2 separate regions of the Homo sapiens genome follow, and region 1 is linked to region 2. The links are chromatin loops, found by intact Hi-C in ENCODE. Cell type or tissue: dorsolateral prefrontal cortex. All regions are shown on one strand. Links, peaks and the distances in the headings refer to the core of each region. The heading gives the core; the rest is flanking DNA. Region 1 overlaps MEGF10 (multiple EGF like domains 10). Region 2 overlaps MEGF10 (multiple EGF like domains 10).

The links. Hi-C counts contacts between places; a loop is a spot of excess contacts. Peaks named below come from ENCODE experiments on the same cell type or tissue, not always from the same donor. Only the 100,000 strongest peaks of a DNase experiment are listed, where the experiment ranks them.
Region 1: a loop joins it to region 2, with 2.2 times the contacts of the local background. A loop is called at or near these places in 1 of 110 quality-filtered maps.

Annotation. Positions count from the first base shown.
Region 1 is chr5:127,350,476-127,357,652 of GRCh38, reverse strand. The region is part of intron 4 of MEGF10 (multiple EGF like domains 10); the gene reads right to left. Among named protein-coding and RNA genes, the nearest start is that of MEGF10, 63 kb to the right of the region's middle. In dorsolateral prefrontal cortex, for the core only: no CTCF peak of the experiment used is centred there; a DNase peak (open chromatin) is centred at 4,114; H3K27ac peaks cover 4,000 bases.
Region 2 is chr5:127,431,373-127,438,549 of GRCh38, reverse strand. MEGF10 (multiple EGF like domains 10) reads right to left here. Exons shown (of 25, transcript NM_001256545.2): 14 at 5,041-5,187; 15 at 3,729-3,863; 16 at 3,061-3,189; 17 at 1-111. Among named protein-coding and RNA genes, the nearest start is that of PRRC1, 83 kb to the left of the region's middle. In dorsolateral prefrontal cortex, for the core only: no CTCF peak of the experiment used is centred there; a DNase peak (open chromatin) is centred at 3,747; H3K27ac peaks cover 3,076 bases.

The DNA.
Region 1 (7,177 bases), core at 1,729-5,728, 81 kb after region 2:
TTCTTTCTCCTGTTTTTAAATTTTATTTATTTATTTATTTATTTATTTATTTATTTATTTATTTTGAGGCAGGGTCTTGTTCTGTCACCTATCCTGGAGTGCAGTGGCACAATCTCAGCTCACTGTAACCTCTACCTCCCAGGCTGAAGTGATCCTCCCACCTCAGTCTCCCTTTTGTCTTCATTTCACTTTTTTGACCCTGTATCAGCTGCCCGATCTATCATTTATATAGCTATTTTGATTCTTTTCTTTCTCTCTACCCTATTAACCGATCATGTAGTTATTTTGAATTTCACATCAGGAGCCACTTTATATGCATATTTATTGACAGCTCTACTTTTGGTGAACAACTGTTTGTCATAAAATACCTCTGTTGATAATAGTTCAAAATTTGGGGGAGAGGTCTAGAAGAAGTTGTCCCCATCAATGAGGCAGTAAAATACGCATCTCCTCCATGCCATAGCAAAGGTAAGGAAGTATCTATTATAGCCTTCCAGCTTCAACTAAAGCTTTCCCTTTCTTGAGTTGTTAGAACAGATAATATAATTGTCCTTAGAAGAAATTACAGGTCCAAAGAGTCTCAAATAAATTATAAATATTTAAAATTACCCAGTGTATGTTTACAGAAAACAAAATCCCTCAAAGCAGTGTTTTCCAAGTAAGTAGATCCAGAGAACTATTTCTTCCCTTATGTTCTTGGGGAAAGAAAAGGGAAGAGGGTATAGGGAGTAAGGAATTCCATGGTCAAAAAAGTTTGAGACATGCCTTTACTGCAGGCATTCCCAGAGCCTTTAATAGGCTGAAGCAAATCTTCAAGAAATGGGATCCAACATACTGCATTTCCCAAACTAACTGGATAATGCAACAGTGAATTCTGCAGGATGAGTATTCCATATCTCACACTAGAGGGATTCAACTACAGATAATGCCTAGGATCCAAGTTTCTGGAAACCTATTCTCCTCCCTGGATCAACATGTATGTTTCATTCATGGTGGCATATTTCCTTTTATGTCCCTCAATTTCATGCTAAGTACAATAAATTAACTTAGCTATTGTTTTTTAGCTTAAATCTACATTACTTTGATGGCCATATCTTTAAACTTGCCATAACCACTTTTGCCCTTCCAACGTGGCCAGCCGGTCAGGGAGGCCCACCTTGAGCTAATGCTGCCTTCTGTCACTTGAATCAAGAAGTCTGAGTTTCTCTGTCTTAACTCTCTTGGAGCTCTCTGATTTTTTTCCAGCCTTTTTTAGAATTGGTTATCAATAAGCAATATAGGTCTGGACCTTGGGCTACTACTACAACCAAAGGAAAGAAGAATGTCAGTGCAGCATTGATTCTACCAGCGCATCAATCTCTCCCTCCTTTAGCATCTCTTGTGTGTGGCCCAGATGGATGCACTAGGTTTACCACTGGATTATCTGTAAAAGCGCTGGCCGGCGCTATACCAGACTAAAAACATGCAAGTTCTGTCACCACCTGGTCATGTCAATGTTTTGTGGTTGGTCACTTAGATCAAACTGTGTTTTTTCCATTATTTTTAAATTACTTTGCCCTGAAAAGATTTGAACCATAGTACAATAAAAATTGCTTCTCAGTTCTTGGCTTTTATTTTAGCCATTTTCTATCCCTGCAAGGGGATTGCATAAATTATTAGGCCTGTAAAAATCCTACCTGTCCTGCAAAGACTGCAATTTCAGGAACTAATTTTCTAGAGATAAGGCAAGGATTTTTTCATTATTTCCTTTTGACCCTGTCTCCATGGGACTCTAAAGTCAGGCTTTCTCAAGAAAAAAAAAAATAGGCAGCAGATATGATCTCCTTCTGTTTAGATTGAGGCTATCTTGAATTTATAGTGGATTTTTTAAAAATTAAATTCTTAGTTTCTATTTATAAAATCCTAAACACTGAGCAAGCATTGTCAATCAGTAAAGCAACAAAGGTTTCTTGTTATTTATTAGATTTCCTATCTTCCCTGCTAGCAGAGACCAACGACCCAAACTGGAAAGCAGAAGTTTAGGTTCCGATAGATGTGTGGGAAAATTGGAATTTCTGCTGGCACGGTATGTGGACAAAAGGCCTTCCCCTGTATTTACTGGTAGGTTCCTCTGAACCACGTCGGACACCATAGCAACAGAGTACAGGGTCCCTATGGAAACAGGAAAAAAATTCAATGCCGGTGGCAGGGAGGGCATCATGGGTAGGTATATTTGGGAACATACCATCTGATTGTTGTCAGTCAGGCTCTCTTTGACTAGCTTAACAGGATTGTCTCACTTTTATCTCTACTCGAAAGGATCTGCTTAAATGGATCAAAAGACTATGGTTTTTTTTTTAATATTTGACAAGATCACAATTTTATCATTAAACAAGCCTGAGAGAATCAAACAAATCCAAAACAGAAGGCTCTGTCTGCCTCAAACTCCAATAAGAGGTACTCCTCCTTTCCTGAAGCTCTCCTTTTGCTTCCCCAAATCCACCCAAGGAGCCTAGCTTTCCCCTAAACAGACCTCTGCCGAAGGCTAACTCTTCTCACCCCAAAACAAGGCATCTTCCCTGCACTGCAGCTCCTCTCAGCCTAAAGAATCTGGGCCCTAAACTTTTCAGCAGGAAAAGACCAAAATGATACAAAGCCAGGATAAATAATTAAATGTGTCCTCACATAATTGTAAGGTAGGGAAAGAAACTATCTTCAGTTCAGCTCTTCCCAGAAGCCGTGCCCAATTTGCTCAAGCCTGCCAATCCCTCTCCTAATCAGACCCCCCTGTGGCTGACACTGAGGCAAAACATAGCCATTGAAAATCCTTTCCCATCCCCAACACAAAACTGTTGACAATATGATCCCGAGTTAAGCATGTCAAATATTCCAGCTCACAAAGGAAGGTAATTTTTTTCTGGGGACAATAGCAAGAACAGTAAATATAACTTCTCACTTAAATGACAGAGGTAGGTATAACAGGAGCCTTTAGCCAGGTGTGTGATTCAGGAGCCTCGGTTGCTATCTCCATGATTCCAGAATGCCACAGGATACTATGCAGTCAAATACAGGGATGGCAAATGAGGCGCACTCGGGCCACCCACTGCCACTCCAATCCCGTGGCAGAAATCACTAGTGAGTCACTTTGCTCTTTCTCTCTTAGCCCAGACACAGCCTCAGAATCCTTCTAAACACAATGTTCCAGGCAGCCACTTCCAAGAGGTAGCACTCCCTTTCCCAAAAGAAAGCTTTTTGTTAATTCCAGTCTAAAATAACATAATATTCCAATTTTAAAAAGAAGAAATAAAGGAAAACGTATTATATGGCAAACAGTTATTGTGACTCCCAAAGTGCCACCTGTGTAGCATATCTGCCTCCTGGAAGGAAAAGAGTCCTGGGTTAGTGAACTGCAGGTGTTTTTTAAGCCCTCGCCTCAAAATTTGGGCTTAAAACCCATTGTTTTCTGAAGCATGACATTCAAACAAGAGTAAAGTTCATCTACAGAACTATTTTTCATATAGACACCAACCACAGTTCCAGCTCCTTATCTGCCCACAGCCGGTTCAGTTTTACATGAAGTTGGCCAAGTTAAAAATCAGCTGTGAATATTCATTCACTGCTCTGGTAATCAATTGTCACACTCCTTTCTGTTAAGAACAGGAAATCATACACAGTTCAGTGTGTGGGAGTTAAGGCTTCTTATTTACGGTTCCAAAGTTCTCTTAACCAGTGCCAACGACAGGCAGGACACATCCATGGGAACTGATCTCTCACCATCAGAGCTGGCCTGCCAGGCAATAAAGTGAGTTACCCAGTCCCCAAACCTCTTCCCTCTGTCCTTCTTACAAGCCACACTTGCCTGGACGCCCCCATTAGAACTTGAACTTTGAGTTACCATTTGACTTTCTCCATCTAACAAAAACAGAGTTAGCAGACTTAAGTCTACCCCAAAGAAAATAATCATCAGAACAGTCCCTTCCTTTACAGCAGTATCCAGCAGGAGAAGACAAGGCATGTGGGGCAAAGAGAATGGGAGCTGGACTGGAGAAGGGACCCCTGGCCATCTCCTTTGTCCATTCACGATTCTGCTGCAAGCAGCGCTGCTTACAATGATTCGCTTTCTCTGCCATCAGTGGAGATGAAGCCAAGAACATCCGACTGAGAATGTATGGCCAGCCTTCTCTCTGGATTAACCAATCCTTCCCACAGAGGGTAGCTGCCAACTTCCCACTCTGCTCTTCTGCTGCTTTTCCTGTGAGCTTTTCCAAGTCCCATGTCACTAAATCTATAAGCAGTCCCCAACATGCTAAGAGGTCGGGTTTCAAAGATGTGTTTGGAAACCAGTTGTGTAAATTTTCTTGGAGTTATAATGTTGTAAATAATGGTTAGGTCCCTAGGGCAACCTCAATAGTTGTTCATTTATTCCAGCATGTGCCTGAATGAACCACAGTATGTGGGGATCACGAGTCTCTCTCCTTTCCATAGGTCAAGCCATTCACATATCAGTTTGGACTGCCAAGAGCTTACCTCACTGCCAGAAATCAGAGATCATTCCTCTATCCACAATGCTCATGGGAGAGGTAGGTAGTAGGAGAAGACAAGAGATTTCCCTGGCTCCAGATCATCCCTGCAAACTGCAGACAGTTGAGGTCTTGGGAAAGGAGGCCTAATGGAACTATGGGGTGAGGAGAGAATGAGCATCCGTGATGTCGATGAGTGCAAGAGCTAGGAAGGGCCTGGGCCTCCTGCTGCTGCTGCTGGGCACATCCATGGGAACTGACCTCTCTGGGGCATATGTTAGTAAAGTCTCTCTCTCAAACTGTCTTCTTTATCAGCCCCCAAATCAACCTGTTTCTCTTTCATTTGCCACTGTCCCCTGTTGCTTCTATTCATTGTTCTTATGGCTCTCTGAAGAACAAGGCAGTCTCACTGTATCTCCCACCCTGGTCCTGGCCCTAAAGCCAAAATACAAATGGTAAATAAACGCTTTTTTTTTTGTCTTTCTTTTTGAGACAGTCTCACTCTGTCGCCCAGGCTGAAGTGCAATGTCGCCATCTCGGCTCCGGCTCACTGCAACCTCCACCTCCTGGGTTCAAGCGATTCTCCTGTGTCGGCCTCCCAAGTAACTGGGATTATAGGTGTGCATCACCACGCCCAGCTAATTTTTGTATTTTAGTAAAGACGAGGTTTCGCCATGTTGGCCAGGCTAGTCTCGAACTCCTGACCTCAGGTGATCTGCCTGCCTCGGCCTCCCAAAATGCTAGGATTACAGGAGTGAGCCACCATGCCCAGCAATAAACATAAGTTTTTAAAGTGAACAGCATTATTAATGATTAGGAAATGCAAAATAAAGCTAGGTACCATTTTTCACCCAAAAGGTTGAAAGCAATAATAATACCTAGGTCAGCAGAAATGTAAGGAAGTGGGTACCCTCATACATTACTGGTGGTCATGTAAGTTGTTACAACCTGTCTGGACAGCAATTTGGCAATGTGTCTCAAAATGCATTAAGATGTGGCTAAGATTATTCCTGTCTCCCAATATCCATTTTACCCTTCCCAGAGAAATATATATATTTATATATATTTTTACTGGGCCTCTGACCACACAGACTAAAGATGCATTTGCAGCTTGGTGAGACCAAGTGACCAGTGGGATATAAAAGGAACATGATCACTGCTAGGAACCTTCCTTAGGAAACAGTTGGCATTGCCATTTGCCTCTTTCTCCCACCTATTCCGTCTGTTGATGTGTGGAGGTCAATAATGGTACATGGAAATGAAGACCATACCTTTGTAAATGTTAAAATGATGTCCCATTGCACTTTGCAAGTCTCATGGCTATGTTTGGAAGTGAAATCATGACCTCTAAGGTCATCTTGTTCACTCTCTTCCACCTTGCCTTTGGGCTCATTCCATGTGTAGTGTGAAGTTACAGGAGTGGCAGAATAAAGATGCCCTTGTAGCTTGGCGAGAGCATGTGACAAAGAGATGGTGGAGCAGAAGGGTAAAAACTGCTTGAGTCCCCTGCTGGCTTGCCTACTTCTAGGCACTACATAGCCAAATCTAATTCTAAATGATACAGTATGCATACCTCTCATTCCAGAAATTCCACTTAAAATAATTTATTGTATGAATCACTCACACATGCAAAGGGATAAATAAAATGATGCTCCCTGTAGCCGCAAAACTACGTGTGCCTAACGTTAGTATATATTAATATAGTAAAATGTAATTATAAGATTATTATTTAGATGTAATTGATAGACAAGAAAATATGTCTACAATATAATACAAATGAACAAAGCAGCTTACAAAAAATATGCATGGCATAACCTACAAATTTATATTGAATTTAAAGAAATGGAAATATATCCGGAAAGATACAAACAAAAATGGCAGGACTATGAATGATTTATTTTCTCTTTTTGCTCATCTGTTTTCCAGTTTTTTACACAGATAAAAAAATAGCTTCAGTATGAAAAATAATTTTAGGTAATTAAAAAATATATACAACAAAAAATCCAATTTACTCTTTTAGTTATTTTTTAAAGTACAATTAAATTATTACTGACTATAATCACCCTGTTGTGCTATCAAACACTAGATCCTATTCATTCTATTTTTTTCTACCCATTAACCATCCCCATTTTCCCCCTACCCCACCCCCACTATCCTTCCCATCCTCTGGTAACCATCATTCTACTCTCTACCCCCATGAGTATAATTGAATTGTTTTCAACACAAATAATAAATGCTTGAGGTGATGAACACCCCATTTACCCGGATGTGATTATTACATATTGTATGCCTGTGTCAAAATATCCCATACACTCCATAAATATATACACCTACTATGTATCCACAAAAACTACAACTTCAAAATTTTTTTAAAAATCAATGAAAAAAATATATATACAACAAATTTATGTCTTTTTTGAAGTGGCCTAGGTGTTTTACTTCTGATAAACAGTGTAGCACAGTTGAGAAGGGAAGGGCCCAGGGGTCTTTCCCTTCCTTCCACAGTTTGTATTTCATTCCTTCTGTTTAGTACAGACTGAGCCCTGAAGAACATCAACAGTGATTTACTCATCCTTCAGTCTTCGGTGTGCCTGCTGCTTAGAAAGGAAGGAGAGAAGAAGGGGAAAAAATGGAGGAGAGACAAAAGGAGGAAGAGAACCAAGGAAGGAAGAAAAAAG
Region 2 (7,177 bases), core at 2,010-6,009:
CTGTCCAGCCAGGAGTGCATTTACATTCCCCATCGTAGGCGCTGCAGAAAGCTCCATTATGGCAGTTGCACGTGTGGATGCAGTTTGGGCCCCAGTGGGCAGGTGGACATGCTGAAATTACAGGTATGGAGAAGTCCATCAGAGTTCTGAGGCCAATACTAAGTAGGGAGAATTCCATCCACCTCTACACATCTCCCTGCATGTGAGAGGTTAGCAGTGTACATCAGGACTAAGAAAGCACACTGCTCTGAATTCTGCACTAAATCCCAGATGGCCATGGCAACTTCAACAACGACTGTCATTATTGACATATGTATTCATTTACAACTGCAGAGTGAGGTGGCTGGGGCAAAAATCACCTCAAGTTTACAGATTCAGTTATTAAACAAACACATATTCAACACCTATTATGTACCCAACACTGTTCCAGGCCCAAGGGAGATAGCAGAGTATAAGACAAAGTCCAAACCATCCTCTGGAAGCTTCTATTTTGGTAGGGGAGGCAGGCAAACCAACCAACCAACCAACAAAATGAAAAATCAATGGTGGTAGGTATTATGAAAAAACATAAGGAGGATAAGGAAGACAATAATTTTGGGAGCTACTCCTCTGAGGAAGGCCTCTGTGAGGAGAGGACATTTGAGCAGAGATAAGGTGTGGAAAATGACTTGACTCAAGAGAGGTTAAAGGACCCAAGGCCATGTAGCTCATGTTCACAATTTCTAAATCCTGTACCCTTCAGTCTACTCTAGAGTTGCCACTTCAGGCTCCTTTTAAATATTGAGGTTCCCAGCGGTATGTAAAAATTGGTTTCCTTGTAAAAACTCTTAACTGGAAGATCCAGAAAATAATACAATTAAATCATTAGGGGTCACTGCCGATTGAAGAGACATCAGAAAGTCAGATAAAGTATCTGTGAAATAATAGCATAAGATCAGGGGGTAAAATAATTTCATTGACAAAAAATACTTTTTATTCATATTAATACTTTAGGAACATAATTGCATAAAAGGAGGACCACCTGTAATTTCTATACGGCTACCCCATAGGGAATGTGGACCTATAAAGACAATCAATAATACATATGAAGTAACTTTTTAAATGAAAAAAATTCTTCCATAATTGTGTGCACCATGTCCAAGAGCAAGGGGAAAATACTAGCTGACACTTGAGGTCTCGAGTGAGCATTGGAACAAATTTTCTAAATACAACACCTTAATTTTACAGATGAAGAAACTGAGCACACAAAAGGTTAATAGTGACTCGTACAAGGTCACATAGATTAATAATAATATTTGTTATTTGTTAGACAAATACAGCTTTCCCAAAGCCACAGTGAGACTCAGTGAAAACTGTTGAAGCGTCTAGCCCATTTGATGCTCAGTGAAGCACTCTTTACCTAAAACAACCTATTCCTTAGATGATATTTAACCAGCTTCTGTAAACCCATTTATGTTCACAATATATTTTTCTGAGGTAACCCACTGCCATTAGGTTTTTCTCCCTATATTTGTTATGATCAGAGAATGGGAATAAGCATCACTCAACTTTATATTCCCAAAAGGTAAACGTAGAGATAGTGCTTTAAAAAATCATTTTCCCAAGGACACCTGCCCCTTTAAATGTACCCCTTTAAGTTTTCAAAGTCTGTGTTTTCACTGTGAAGGACTTTGCTCTCTTTAGACAGGCTCACAATCAGCTAAGAAGAAATATGAAGATGGTTCCACAGAGTCCATAAGGGAATCAATGAAATCAATGATCCCCAGGAGAAGCAAAGGCTTTTGCCAAATAAGTCAGCTTCCTGTGGAGTGATTATTGGGACAGGCAACACTATAGTCTCCATTCATAGTTGTGTTTCTATTTTTATTCCTTTCAGCACATTCCTCCTCCAAATGAGGAAGGGACAAATTTCCAAAATAAAGACTACTTTTTAAAGGAGCAATATAAATCAATCATTTTGTGACAATGATATTGGACCTTTTACTCTTCCCAAACCCATACGCCCAACCATCAGTCAGAGCCCTTGCAACACATGTAGATTTAAACAGACTGATTTCTTCTGAAGTGATGCCCCCAGAATGGAGTGAAATCATATCGCATAACACTTCTTTCACCAAAGAGCTACACTTCTGAGATTTATTAGCTCTCTTCCCTTATTCCTAAAAAATGGGGTACAGCCTGGACTACTTATGGAAAAAATTAACATTCAGAAAAAAATCTTCCAGCAAAAAATATATTGCTCATCAATTAGTATTTGCAGGTTGCTTGTAACTGTGAAGTTTGAATTAAATTATCAATAAAGCACCATGTAAAATGACTGCACACAGTCATTCTTTGATTTCTCTTATGTGCATGATGGGGGAATTCAATATAAACTGAGAGTGTTTCATAAAATTTAAAATGAATGAAACCAGATTACTCCATACATATGCTATTTTTTGGTCAAAAGTTGAATACTTTTAGACATTGCACTGACCCTTTCAAAACATTCATGAATGACTTATAGTCGATGTCATTTTTTTCATGACATGGGTGCTCTAAGAGTCATCTATATAGTCCCTTATAGGGTCACACAATTCCTGTCTGAAATCCAGTGGTGTGGAAGGCACTTGGGTGATGCCAAGGTGAAGCTAAGCATATTAGGTGGGCAGTTCGCTCAGGTTCCCAATAGGTTTCTAAGGCTCACATCATTTAATTCCATTTTTTCTTTCTCTGTAATTAACTCTCCAGATAAACACAAAATGAAGAGATAGATTTCTCAATACAGCTGTTTTTGCTTTATTTCAATGGACGATGAATCACTGAAAAGGGGATAAGGAAAATGTTACATATTTAGGTTCTTTCCAAGACATTATTTGGATTTAAACATAGGACCATTGCATAGAGGTCGTAATGGGAAAAAAAAAAAGAATTTTAAAAAAAGAATTTAAAGTAGAATGTGTCTTTTAATTAGTCATATATTCTTTCTTGATTATATAAAAACACTCATACTTCAATCCTAAAGAATCTGAAAACAAACAAATAAGAACAGTTTATTAATTGTTCTCAAACAAGACTTACGTTGAGAGCAGTCACTGCCAATCCAACCGGGGTAACACTGACAAGATCTGTCAATGGGGTTACAGGTTCCGTTGTTGGTGCAGGTACAAATTCCTGCACAGTTTTTCCCAAATCTGCCACTGGGACACACTGTGAATAAGCTATAGGTCAGTAACTCACAATCAAAACCCCTCTCGCAGAACCCTAGAATCTTAGCACAGGAAATAACTTTAAAGGTCACAGGCCCAGCTGCTCATTGGTAGCTATCTCTGCTCAACAGCATCCTTCATCTTGAATGGGCTCATTTTTACAAATCCATGAAGCCAAAGATTTGCATTAAGGCATCACAAACCAGGGGACATCATTGCACTTCTAGAAATATGACTTCACGACTTCTTGCTCTGGGAGTCTAAAATTCTTCCGCATATTGATTTTTTATGGGAGGACATGTCCAGCTAAAACTGAAGAGTAGCACATCTCAGGAAATAAAAAGGTTTTGCTGGAGTGGCAAGCCAGCTTTTCCAAAGCTCAAAGTCCTATCTGAGAAGCTGCAGACACAGCACAGCAGAAGACATTCCCAGCAGACAGCTGAAAACATGGCCTTCAGGAAGGCCAAGGGGAGGCCTGAGGACAGACTCTCCGGGGCGTGCTCATCACCACCCAGCTGTCCGGGATGCTTCGTGCCTTACCTTCATTGCAGAGGGCGCCTGTGAAGCCAGGCAAGCAGTCACACAGGCCGGTGATGTGGTGGCAGGGCCCGCTGCTGTGAACGCACTGTGGGCATGTCTGGCTGCAGCGATGCCCATAAAAACCAGGGGAGCAGACTGAAAACAGAAGGGAAATCAGCAGTTATCCTTCTGAGATGCGTTTGTCTCGCATTCCAGATCGGGATCTAGTTAAAGTTTTAGAGGTTAAAAAGCAAAACCTTAAAAAAAAGTAAAAAAGATACGGAGAATTTTCCAAGTAGAAAACAAGAACAACAAAGGAACAAAGGAACCCTTTAATGAGGAAAAGAAGCCACTAAACTCTGAGTTTCTTGAGAGCAAGCAAATGTCTTAGTCTTCTTTATTTTCCCATTTAAGGCCCCAGTTAGCTCAAGTCTTGGCATAAAGCAGGGCTCCAGGAATTTTCATTGAATAAATAAAGAGATAAAAAAATTGAAATACTAATAAGTCTCAAATAAGTACTCTCAAACCATTTGTTGATTCTTTATTCTTTAAGAGTCGTTTCTGGCAATAAAAATCGATCAACAGTCAAAATTTGAAGATTTTTCCTCCTCAAAATGGTCCAGGTTAATGACTGTAATCGAAAAGTGATTAACCAAAATGCTATATACTTAAGTTCTTGCCAAGATACTATTCAGATTTAAATATATGATAACTGCATAGAATTCTTATGGGGGGAAAGGCAATTTAAAAAATTAGAATAGTATAACTTATAATTAGTTACATATTCTTTTTTGATTGCATTTACTAAAAGATTACTTAATCTTCTAACTCAGAAGTCTTAAGGACCAATGTCAACAGTCTCCTTTTTCAACTTTGCAATTCCATTTTCCCCATAGCACTGATTTTAAGACTACTAGCAGGATGAATGATTTGCCTCAAGGTTTGGCTGATGTTGACGTCTGGTAATTGAGGTAAGGCCAATGCCAAACTGCTGAATAACATATTTACAGGTCAGTGAATTTCTAGAACACCATTCCAAAGCTTTCAGGAAGGGTGAAGAAATATATCCTGATGGTTGTGCCAATGAGGCAATGAAGTAATTATTGAGAAGAAATGGTTAAATCCCCATCTGTTAGGTTAGTTCTGAAGGCTGGAAAGAATGAAGCTCTTAGGGAACACAGTTCTGCAAAGGACAAGTGAACCATTACACTCTCTTTTGCCTTCAACTGCAACAGGACATCACTATAAACTGAGAGGTGGGACAGAGATCATTATTCGATACATGGTGCCCAGGGAAGGGAAGGTGGAAATTACTGCCTAATGAGACACTTACTCCTCTGACAAGTGGTGCCTCGGAAGCCTGGTGCACACTCGCAGATGCCATCATCAGGGGAGCATGAAGCCCCATTTTTACAGTAGCAGGGCAGGGAGCAGTTGGGGCCCCAGCGTCCCTCAGCACACACGCTGTCACAGTGGACACCTGAAATAATGCACATGGGGCAAGGCTGAGTGAGAGGCAGTGCGGAGTTTCCGCAGATGCTAATTCATAGATGAGGACTAAGCTCACAGTGTTAAACCTGAGGATCACCAGCAGCAATGAATGGAGAGTTACCATCTTATAAACATCAATACACAGTATCATAACATTAAAATAATACCCAGACCGATTTTCTATGGAGTCATGAAGAACGAATAACAAACTTTTGTTATATTGATTTTTCTTCTTCAGGAGGAGGCAATAAAGTGGAAGCCCAAGGGCTCTGTCTATTGCAAGTAAAATTTATCAACAATACGATATCTTTTAGCCCTTGGTGACTTCCTCCTCCTCCTCCCATTCTTTGTTTTCACAGAGAAATAAAGTGTAAAAGGATAAGGCAATGAACAGTTCCATAAAATGTTTTACATAAAGAAAACCCTCCCCTGGATGAAACAAATAAACATAATCTTAAAATAACTTGATGGTGCATTGTGCAGAACAGAAAGATGCACTGACACGTGCCACCAAATTCCTCCTTAAAAATCTTACCTGACATTGGAGAGATATTGGCAGAATATCACAACTGACATTATTTGTAGCTGTTGTCTATGCTATCGATTATTATGAAACTGTATGCAGTTGTTTAACTCTAATTTTAAATACTGAGAAACTTTAGAATTAAAAAAAATGACAAAAGGAAACAGAAAGGAAAGCTAAGTTTGCAAAAATAAAACTAAAACCAGGTTTTATTTGAGATAAATAAAAGTCTCTTCTGTACATTCGTATTGGAAATACAACAGGGGCCTCTTTCTTGCCAGAATTCCTCACAACTCAAAGAAATGTTCTTCACATTGAAAGGCAATAAGTTATAATTAGTAGTGAACTGGCAGTTGCTGGCCTCAGACCAAATGAAAACACATTAAGAGCAAGCACGCAGACCCTCCAGGATTCCAGAATACTAACAACCACCCAGTACCACGATGCTGAGACGGTCATGTCTTGTGTTACAGTTTTGGCTTCTAAAGTAATCAGGCAAAAAGTCACCACAGTCTGAACCTTAACATGGAAGCAGTCCCAAACTATAATGTGAATGTTGTTAATTGGTACACCATTTCCGGTGAACACTGGAATAGCAAGAAGATCCACTTTTTACTGTTCCTGTTTTTTTCCTTCTGAAAGTCTCCCACGTGGTAAAGGCCATTAAATAGGCAAGAAAGCATGCAGACCTCATTGTGTCTAGCTTGACCCAACAATAGACTTTTATTTCATTCGGACCATGGGCTGAAGAAAGGAGACCAGGTCTGTTCATAAACCAATTGGGGTTTAAATGTTTCCCATAGAATAAAGTATGAAATCTGGGCCTACTATGTTGATTTTTTTCTTGCAATCATAAATATATTATTTTTTTTTCAAATCTCTTTTGAAAATCTGAGATGAAATTGCAAACTCTACCCTCACCAGATGTGATACATCAGCCACAGAATCTTACCTGGAATTTATATCCACACCTATACTGGGCAGAAGCATCAAACATATTAAGCAGTAAACCACTTCAAAATGAGGCTGCAAACCTAAACTTTGTTTTGAGAATTTAAAGAAAGTACCAACAAGGGTAACCTGCTAAACACTTCGCTCTCAGTTCAAATTCAGGTCCTAGACTCTGACCGTGAGCCAAGACTCCTGCTTAACAACAGCTAAGATGGGGACACCTGCTTATCACAGAGACTTAGACAATCAACCCAGGGCATTTTGGTCTGATGCCATCAAGACAAATCCCAACGAAGATTTTGAAGAAGTGGAAACTGAGTAATTATCCTGTTAATCTGACTGATCATCATCCTGAAAAAGCAGTCCCGATTTTTTATGCTTTTTTGTTAGGGTGGGGACTTGGGGGACAGGTAAGATTTAGCCATTTATGATGACTTAGTTTATCAACTACTTGCCAAATCACTACTTCAAATTGCACTTAATAAATTCAGTTAAGATGGAATGG